Regions from separate parts of the Homo sapiens genome. Here region 2 is linked to region 1. Evidence: read pairs that join two places in POLR2A ChIA-PET (ENCODE). Cell type or tissue: B cell. All regions are shown on one strand.

Region 1 (4,000 bases):
TGCAGCTCCCCATGAGTCTTCCATTCTAATTCTAATCAACTTCCAGCTATCTATCTTAAGCAGAGTACCTTTTAGGACAGGGTGATAGGGGGAGCCTAGAGGTCACATGCGAGGCCTCCCATCTGTGGAGGTTTAGTTGGAGAGAGCTGACAATGAGATGATTCCTGTGCAGCAGTAGTCATGAACCTGGGGCAGGAATGAGAGCACCATGCTATCTCCCAGGGCCCAGAGAGTGTGGCCCTGAGAGACAGATCAGTGAAATCTCTAAAGAGCAATGCGCCAGATTGATGAGATTATCTTGGGGGTACTTGCTAGTCTCTTTGGCTTCGGAGGGGCGTGGAGGGAGGGGAACAGATAGGCTCAGATCCTCTCTGCCCTTGAGGCTGGTCAAACATATTGCAGGTTTGTAGAGAAGTGTCTTCTCCTTGTACTTGTACAGATGATTTGCTAACCGGACCTGAAACTGTCCTATCTCCCTCCATTCCAGTGACTCAAGTGTCCTCAGAGCTAATCCAGGTAACTAGAGCCAGGGGCAGGCAGTTAAAATCATAAACACCCAAAGGGAACCCAGCAGCCAGATTGAGGAATAACAACAACCCATGCCCCAAGATGAACATTCTACTAGTAAAATAGAACTTCCAGAAGAAACAGATGACAACTTTAACAAAGAATCAAAAGTATACTTACAAAAATTGAAAAATAGCATTAAAATAACTTTCCAGCATTCAAAAACATGGCTTTTCAATTAAAAACATCAATTCAGTTAAGGAAAGGATGGCCTAGGATGAGACAGACTCACTTGCAATATAAGACATTATAGGGTAAATACCAAATGAGTCGTTTTGATTCTCAGGTGGAATTGACCATTAGACTCACCTGTTAAAAACACAGACTTCAACTTACCCAGCCCTAATAAATCAGGAACTCTGGAAGCCGAGCCAATGAAAGTGCATTTTGGTTGGAAGTGGCCACTGGTTTTGGGCACTGGTTATGGGGGCTGTGGAAACTGGCAGTACATGTTGAATGAGTTATCAGGGTGAGAGATCACTGGGTCTGCAGGGATGGTGGTAAGGACCGCGGGAGAGAGATGAGAACTGAAATGAGCATGAGAGGTGGGTAGAGTTTATTGATAGTGACCTAAAAATATGAAACAAGGATTGATGAATGTTTTGTCTGCATGATCCCAAGTTTTCACCAGATTTAGACACAAATACTTGTCACACCCGTAGATCAAATAGCAAGTCTAAAATTTTTTAAAGTTTAGCTTTAAATAATATAATACACATCAGATAAATAAGAAGTTGAAGTATCGCGATTTTGCAAATGTTTAGGAAGCTTGTGTTCATCCGGTTCACATTTCCTTCACTCTATGTGTGCATGTTTGAAACTGAAATATACAAGTTAAATCTTTAGTCTTACTTTTTTAACCACTGACAATGATGATGGTCCATTTATCTCCCAATGTTCCATTTCAAGACAGATGGATCAGTTTGTCAAGGTCTGAGTAGGAATAAATGGAGTGCTCCAAAGGCAAATCTGTAGTGGTGTGTTCAATTTGATAAAATCACGCTTGCATATTTTTTTCCTAAATTTCCTGAACCACTCCACTAAGGGAGACAACCTAGTACTTCTTGGTTTTTTTCTCTTCAAATGGCTGCTTCTGAGTCACAGATGTGAAATAACAGGAATCAAAGGATTCATGGATCAAGAAAAATGACTCCTGATCATTTCCAGTAGGTTATTTCCTTGGAGCTGTTCTGCTCTGCCCCCAGGAGGTGTAATGGATTTGAACTAAATGTAATCAAAAATTTTCACCTGCATCCTTATTTCCTGAAAGTAGCTCAGTCCCATGAAGCTGAACTTTCTGCAGCTGTGAGACCCACGGCATGGCTGCTTCCTTAGGGGAAATAAACTCGATGTTTCTCTGAGTCAGAACCACAGAACAACAGTCTCATGAAATGCTCTATGCCAAACAAAAAGCACTCTGCACTCAGATTTGGGATGAGATTCACATGCCATCAGCTCTCAGAGGGTGATAGAGCACATCCAAGCTTCTGGAGCCCCTGCAGCAGAGAAATCATTTTATTCATAACTCTCTGTAACTTAGTCACTTGTATTCATTTTTGAGTGCTGCCTTAACAAAGTAACAACTGGGTAGTTTAGACAACAGAAATGTATTGTCTCACAGTTCCAGAGGCTAGAAGTTCAAAGTCAAAGTGTTGGCAGCTCTGTCCCAAGCTTCCCTCCTTGGCTTGTAGATGGCTGATTTCATGTTCACAGGGCATTCTCCCCATATAGGTGTCTATCTCCAAATTCCATCTGTTTGCAAAGACACCAGTCATAGTGGATTAGAGTCCATCTAACGACTTCATTTTAACTTGATTACCTCTGTAAAGACCCTATCTCCACATAAGGTCACATTCTGAGGTACTGAGGTTTAGAACTTACATCTGAATTTGAGGAGGGAGATGTAATTCAACTGATTATACCACTGAATCCTTTTTTTCCCATGTCATCTATTAACAGCCTGAAGAACACGTTTAGAGGGATGTTACTGTGGCTTCACAGATACCATGCTCTTCCTCAATGGTTCCCAAATGCCATTTGCAGAATATATGCAGAATCACTGGGAGTGCTTTTTAGAATTCTAAATCTGCCAGGCATGGTGGCTAACACCTGTAATCCCAGTACTTTGGGAGACCAAGGCAGGCAGATCGCTTGAGCCCAGGAGTTCGAGACCAGCCTGGGCAACATGGTGAAACCCCATCCCTACTAAAAATACAAAAAATTAGCTGGGTGTTGTGGCATGCACCTGTAGTCCCAGCTACTTGAGAAGGTTAGGCTGCAATGAGCCATGAGCCCATGATCCTCCACTGCACTCCAGCCTGGGCAAGAAGAGTGAAACCTGTCAAAAAAAAAAAAGAAGAATTATAGATTCTTGGGTCTCACCTCCACAAATTAAAATCCACTGGATCTAAGGAGGAACTCAGGAATTTGCAATTTACAAAGTTGCCCAGAACATTCTGATGCATCACCAGGTTGGAGTTCCACAGCCAGTTAGTGCTCCCTTATTATTTTTTAGACTTGATTTGGGCCATAAATCTTATAATAGCTACCTAAGAAGTACACTTCTTCTTTAAACAATATGAACATAGAATTGTTTTCTCATCTCTGTTTTTATTACATCTTCTATCTTCCTCCACTGCAGTACAAACCACTTGATGTGCATAGATTCTGCCTTACTCATCTTTTTATTCTCAGTGTGTACCAGAGAATCCACACATAAATAACATTCAATAAGCGTTTATTGAAGAAATAAATACCTCCAGCAACACAGGCAAACTGTACAATTGTTTCATCATTTAAAGAAGTTCCTGGCCGGGCGCAGTGGCTCATGCCTGTATCCCAGCACTTTAGGAGGCCAAGACAGGTGGATCTCTTAAGCTCAGGAGTTCGAGACCAGCCTGGCCAACATGGTGAAACCTCATCTCTATTAAAAATACAAAAAAAAAGGTAGCTGGGCATGGTGGTGTGCACCTGTGGTCCCAGCTACTCAGGTGATTGAGGCAGGAGAATTACTTGAACCTGGGAGGCAGAGGTTGCAGTGAGCTGAGATCACGTCACTGCACTCCAGCCTGGGCAACAGAGTGAGACTCCATCTAAAAAAAAAAAAAAGAAAAAGAAAAAAAGAAAAAGAAAAAAGAAGAAAAATGTTATTGACATTGACATATCTTTATACTTGAGAGAATTCAGCTACTCTTAAGAGTTTAACCCGTGCAGCCATGCCCGCTGTCCTGACTCATTTTTACTCCTGCCATGATAGCTTACCTGTGGTTTCAGGACACATCTTTCTTTTTCCAGCCTCAAGGATCTTTTGCACATGCTATTTTGGAACTCTTCTGCCTACCCTCTTTCTCCACCCCATCCCCAGTTGCCACGACTATTTCCAAATGAATATTTGTTCTGCCCTTCAAATTAGAAGTGGTGCCCCTGTTAAACG
Region 2 (4,000 bases), 100 kb after region 1:
CTCTCCTGCACCCTTGGCCTAATATTGCACCAGATTTTGTAAGTTTCTTAGAAACTATCTGCCAAGCACTTTGAACTCCTTGAAGACGGGTACTTTATAAAAAGAATTTCAGCCTATGGGTTCCTGGGCTAGTTAAATAAGTTTATCATGTTTTTTTTTCTTTTTTCTTTTGTTTCCAGCCATCGTACAGCTTAAGGCATTTCATGTTTCTTTTTTTTTTTTTTTATACTTTAAGTTCTAGGGTACATGTGCACAAAGTGCAAGTTCGTTACCTATGTATACATGTGCCATGTTGGTGTGCTGCACCCGTTAACTCTTCATTTACATTAGGTATATCTCCTAATGCTATCCCTCCCTCTCCCCCCACACCACAACAGGCCCCAATGTGTGATGTTCCCCACCCTGTGTCCAAGTGTTCTCATTGTTCAATTCCCACCTATGAGTGAGAACATGCAGTGTTTGGTTTTCTGTCCTTGCGATAGTTTGCTCAGAATGATGGTTTCCAGCTTCATCCATGTCCCTGTACAGGACATGAACTCATCATTTTTTATGGCTGCATAGTATTCCACAGTGTATATGTGCCACATTTTCTTTTTTTTTTTTCCAGTAGGAATGAATTTGTAATTTTGGGGGTAACACATTTACCTTGAGCTAAGTAGAGATAGATGAAAAAGAATTTGCAGTAAGAAAGTAAATAATCCCTAAACTAGCTATCTTCTGGGAAATATATACAATTTTAAACAGTAAAATGGTTTTCTACCAAGTAAATTATATAGCAGAAAAATACACTTAAATTTGGATTTAAGTTTTTCCCTCGATTCTTTTTTTTTTCTTTCTTTTTTTTATTATTATTATACTTTAAGTTTTAGGATACATGTGCACAACATGCAGGTTTGTTACATATGTATACATGTGCCATATTGGTGTGCTACACCTATTAACTCGTCATTTAGCATTAGGTATATCTCCTAATGCTATCCCTCCCCCCTCCCCCCACCCCACAACAGTCCCCAGTGTGTGATGTTCCCCTTCCTGTGTCCATGTGTTCTCATTGTTCAATTCCCACCTATGAGTGAGAATATGCGGTGTTTGGTTTTTTGTCCTTGCGATAGTTTGCTGAGAATGATGGTTTCCAGCTTCATCCATGTCCCTACAAAGGACATTAACTCATCATTTTTTATGGCTGCATAGTATTCCATGGTGTATATGTGCCACATTTTCTTAATCCAGTCTATCATTGATGGACATTTGGGTTGGTTCCAAGTCTTTGCTTTTGTGAATAGTGCCGCAATAAACACACGTGTGCATGTATCTTTATAGCAGCATGATTTATAATCCTTTGGATATATACCCAGTAATGGGATGGCTGGGTCAAATGGTATTTCTAGTTCTAGATCCTTGAGGAATCGCCACACTGTCTTCCACAATGGTTAAACTAGTTTACAGTCCCACCAACAGTGTAAAAGCATTCCTATTTCTCCACATCCTCTCCAGCACCTATTTTTTCCTGACTTCTTAATGATTGCCATTCTAACTGGTGTGAGCTGGTATATCATTGTGGTTTTGATTTGCATTTCTCTGATGGCCAGTGATGGTGAGCATTTTTCCATGTGTCTGTTGGCTGCATAAATGTCTTCTTTTGAGAAGTGTCTGTTCATATCCTTTGCCCACTTTTTGATGGGGTTGTTTGATTTTTTCTTGTAAATTTGTTTAAGTTCTTTGTAGATTCTGGATATTAGCCCTTTGTCAGATGGGTAGATTGTAAAAATTTTCTCCCATTCTGTAGGTTGCCTGTTCACTCTGATGGTAGTTTCTTTTGCTATGCAGAAGTTCTTTAGTTTAATTAGATCCTATTTGTCAATTTTGGCTTTTGTTGCCATTGCTTTTGGTGTTTTAGTCATGAGGTCCTTGCCCATGCCTATGGCCTGAAAGGCATCTCATGTTTCTTAAAAAATTATTGTACAAGAGACGGCCAGGCGCGGTGGCTCACGCCTGTAATCCCTGCACTTTGGGAGGCCAAGGCAGGCAGATCATGAGGTCAGGAGATCGAGACCATCCTGGCTAACACAGTGAAACCCCGTCTCTACTAAAAATACAAAAAAAAATCAGCCAGGCGTGGTGGCGGGTACCTGTAGTCCCAGCTACTCAGGAGGCTGAGGCAGGAGAATGGTGTGAACCCTGGAGATGGAGCTTACAGTGAGCCAGAGATCACACCACTGCACTCCAGCCAGGGCAACAGAGCAAGACTCCATCTCAAAAAAAAAAAATTATTGTACAAGAGACTAAATAGGAGACACACAAAGCTTCCCAGTCTCATAACCTACCAGTTTCTGGAAAGCTTCCCCAAGACAGTCTCCTTTTATATATGCCTTAAAACATTTATAATACTTCTCTGTAACAACTTTAAACATTTCTTTTTTTGATCCCAGATTAAGACTCGATTCTATACAAAACATTTTTGTGAAGAAATTTAAAAAATAGTACCTGTGTTTCCTCAATTCTAAGACACTTTGATTCTATAACTTATCTTCAATTTAACAATAGCTTTATTGTCATTAGGAAAAAGGAAACATTACAATAAAAGTACACATATGGAGAAAATATTTGCAAACTATATATATGATAAAGGGTTAATATCCAAAATATATAAGGAACTATTATCTAAGTTCAGATTGGCTTAGAGTAGAGGACCTGACTGCCAGTCCAGGGTCCCAAGTCACTTAGACACGAAGCTTCCCCAATGTGTCTTGAATGTTTTCATTCCCAAACCACCAATGGGCCTTTGTCTCAGCCATGCTCAGGAAAAGTAGGATTTACGGGGACCCATAGGACTCGCCTATTCCCAGATGGCTCCCCCAGCCTGCCATACATTCTCTGCCCTGTATCTATATCCTTTGAAATCTCCACTGAGATTTTCTTTTTGGTTAAGAGCAGGGCATATGTGAAATTATAGCTGAAATGCACATTATCTAAAAGGGAGCATTCTTTTATACATTACTAAGATGAATTTCAGATTAAATAAATCACACCTATGATTTTTTTTTTTTTTTTTTTTTGAGATGGAGTCTCGCTCTGTTGCCCAGGCTGGAGTACAGTGGCGTGATCTTAGCTCACTACAACATTCACCTTCCGGGTTCAAGTGATTCTCCCGCCTCAGCCTCCTGAGTAGCTGGGACTACAGGCGCGTGCCACCACATCTGGCTAATTTTTTGTATTTTTAGTAGAGACGGGGTTTCACCGTGTTAGCCAGGATGGTCTCGATCTCCTGACCTCGTGATCCGTCCGCCTCGGCCTCCCAAAGTGCTGGGATTACAGGCATGAGCCACTGCACCTGGCCAACTCCTATGATTCTGTTCACTTGTTCATTCTGTTTATTTGTCCCTCTTCCTACAATGACTTTCCCTGCATACACACACATACATACAAACACACACACACACATATATAAATGAAACCATTCAGCAAATATTTATTGAGGTCTGCTACAAGGTAGCGCTGTGTTTATAGACACTGAGGGTACAGTTGTAAGGGAAAAAAGGTACTAACATTTCCCTAAAGAATCTTACAATTTAATAAGAGAAATCATTTAATTTCTATTTAATTTCTATTAATTGTGTAATTTCCATTATTCTTTATCAATCGCTTAATTTAACGATTATAGGAATAAATCCATAAGTAAAATTGTAATCCATCCTCTATAAGCCAAGCAGGCAGTGTTTGGACTATACGATCAGTTGTCTTAACCTTGTCAGGTGGAAGGGGAAAGCCTTCTAGCCCTGGTGGCAGGTCCCAGGGATGTTCATTTTAACTGGTCCATGTATAAACCCAAAATGCAAAAGCAGGTCATATAGGTCTAGGTGATGTTTCCAGCCAGGAGTCATGGAGGGAATGGGACTTTAAGGGATTGTTTATTCTTCTGGAAAATCTCCAAGAATAGCTAAAGGACACAAGGCAAAGTTACAGTATGCCAAAAACTGCCTATCCAAGTGGCAGCATCACA

What was found. Peaks named below come from ENCODE experiments on the same cell type or tissue, not always from the same donor. Only the 100,000 strongest peaks of a DNase experiment are listed, where the experiment ranks them.
Region 2: POLR2A ChIA-PET joins it to region 1 with 5 read pairs; 4 of 35 experiments call an interaction of 5 or more read pairs at or near these places.

The regions. Positions count from the first base shown.
Region 1 is chr12:92,476,984-92,480,983 of GRCh38, forward strand. The region is part of intron 1 of LINC02397 (long intergenic non-protein coding RNA 2397); the gene reads left to right. Among named protein-coding and RNA genes, the nearest start is that of LINC02397, 12 kb to the left of the region's middle. In B cell, no CTCF peak of the experiment used is centred here; no DNase peak of the experiment used is centred here; H3K4me3 peaks cover 216 bases; H3K27ac peaks cover 3,430 bases.
Region 2 is chr12:92,576,786-92,580,785 of GRCh38, forward strand. All of the region lies in intron 1 of LOC105369905 (a long non-coding RNA gene), which reads left to right. Among named protein-coding and RNA genes, the nearest start is that of LINC02397, 110 kb to the left of the region's middle. In B cell, no CTCF peak of the experiment used is centred here; no DNase peak of the experiment used is centred here.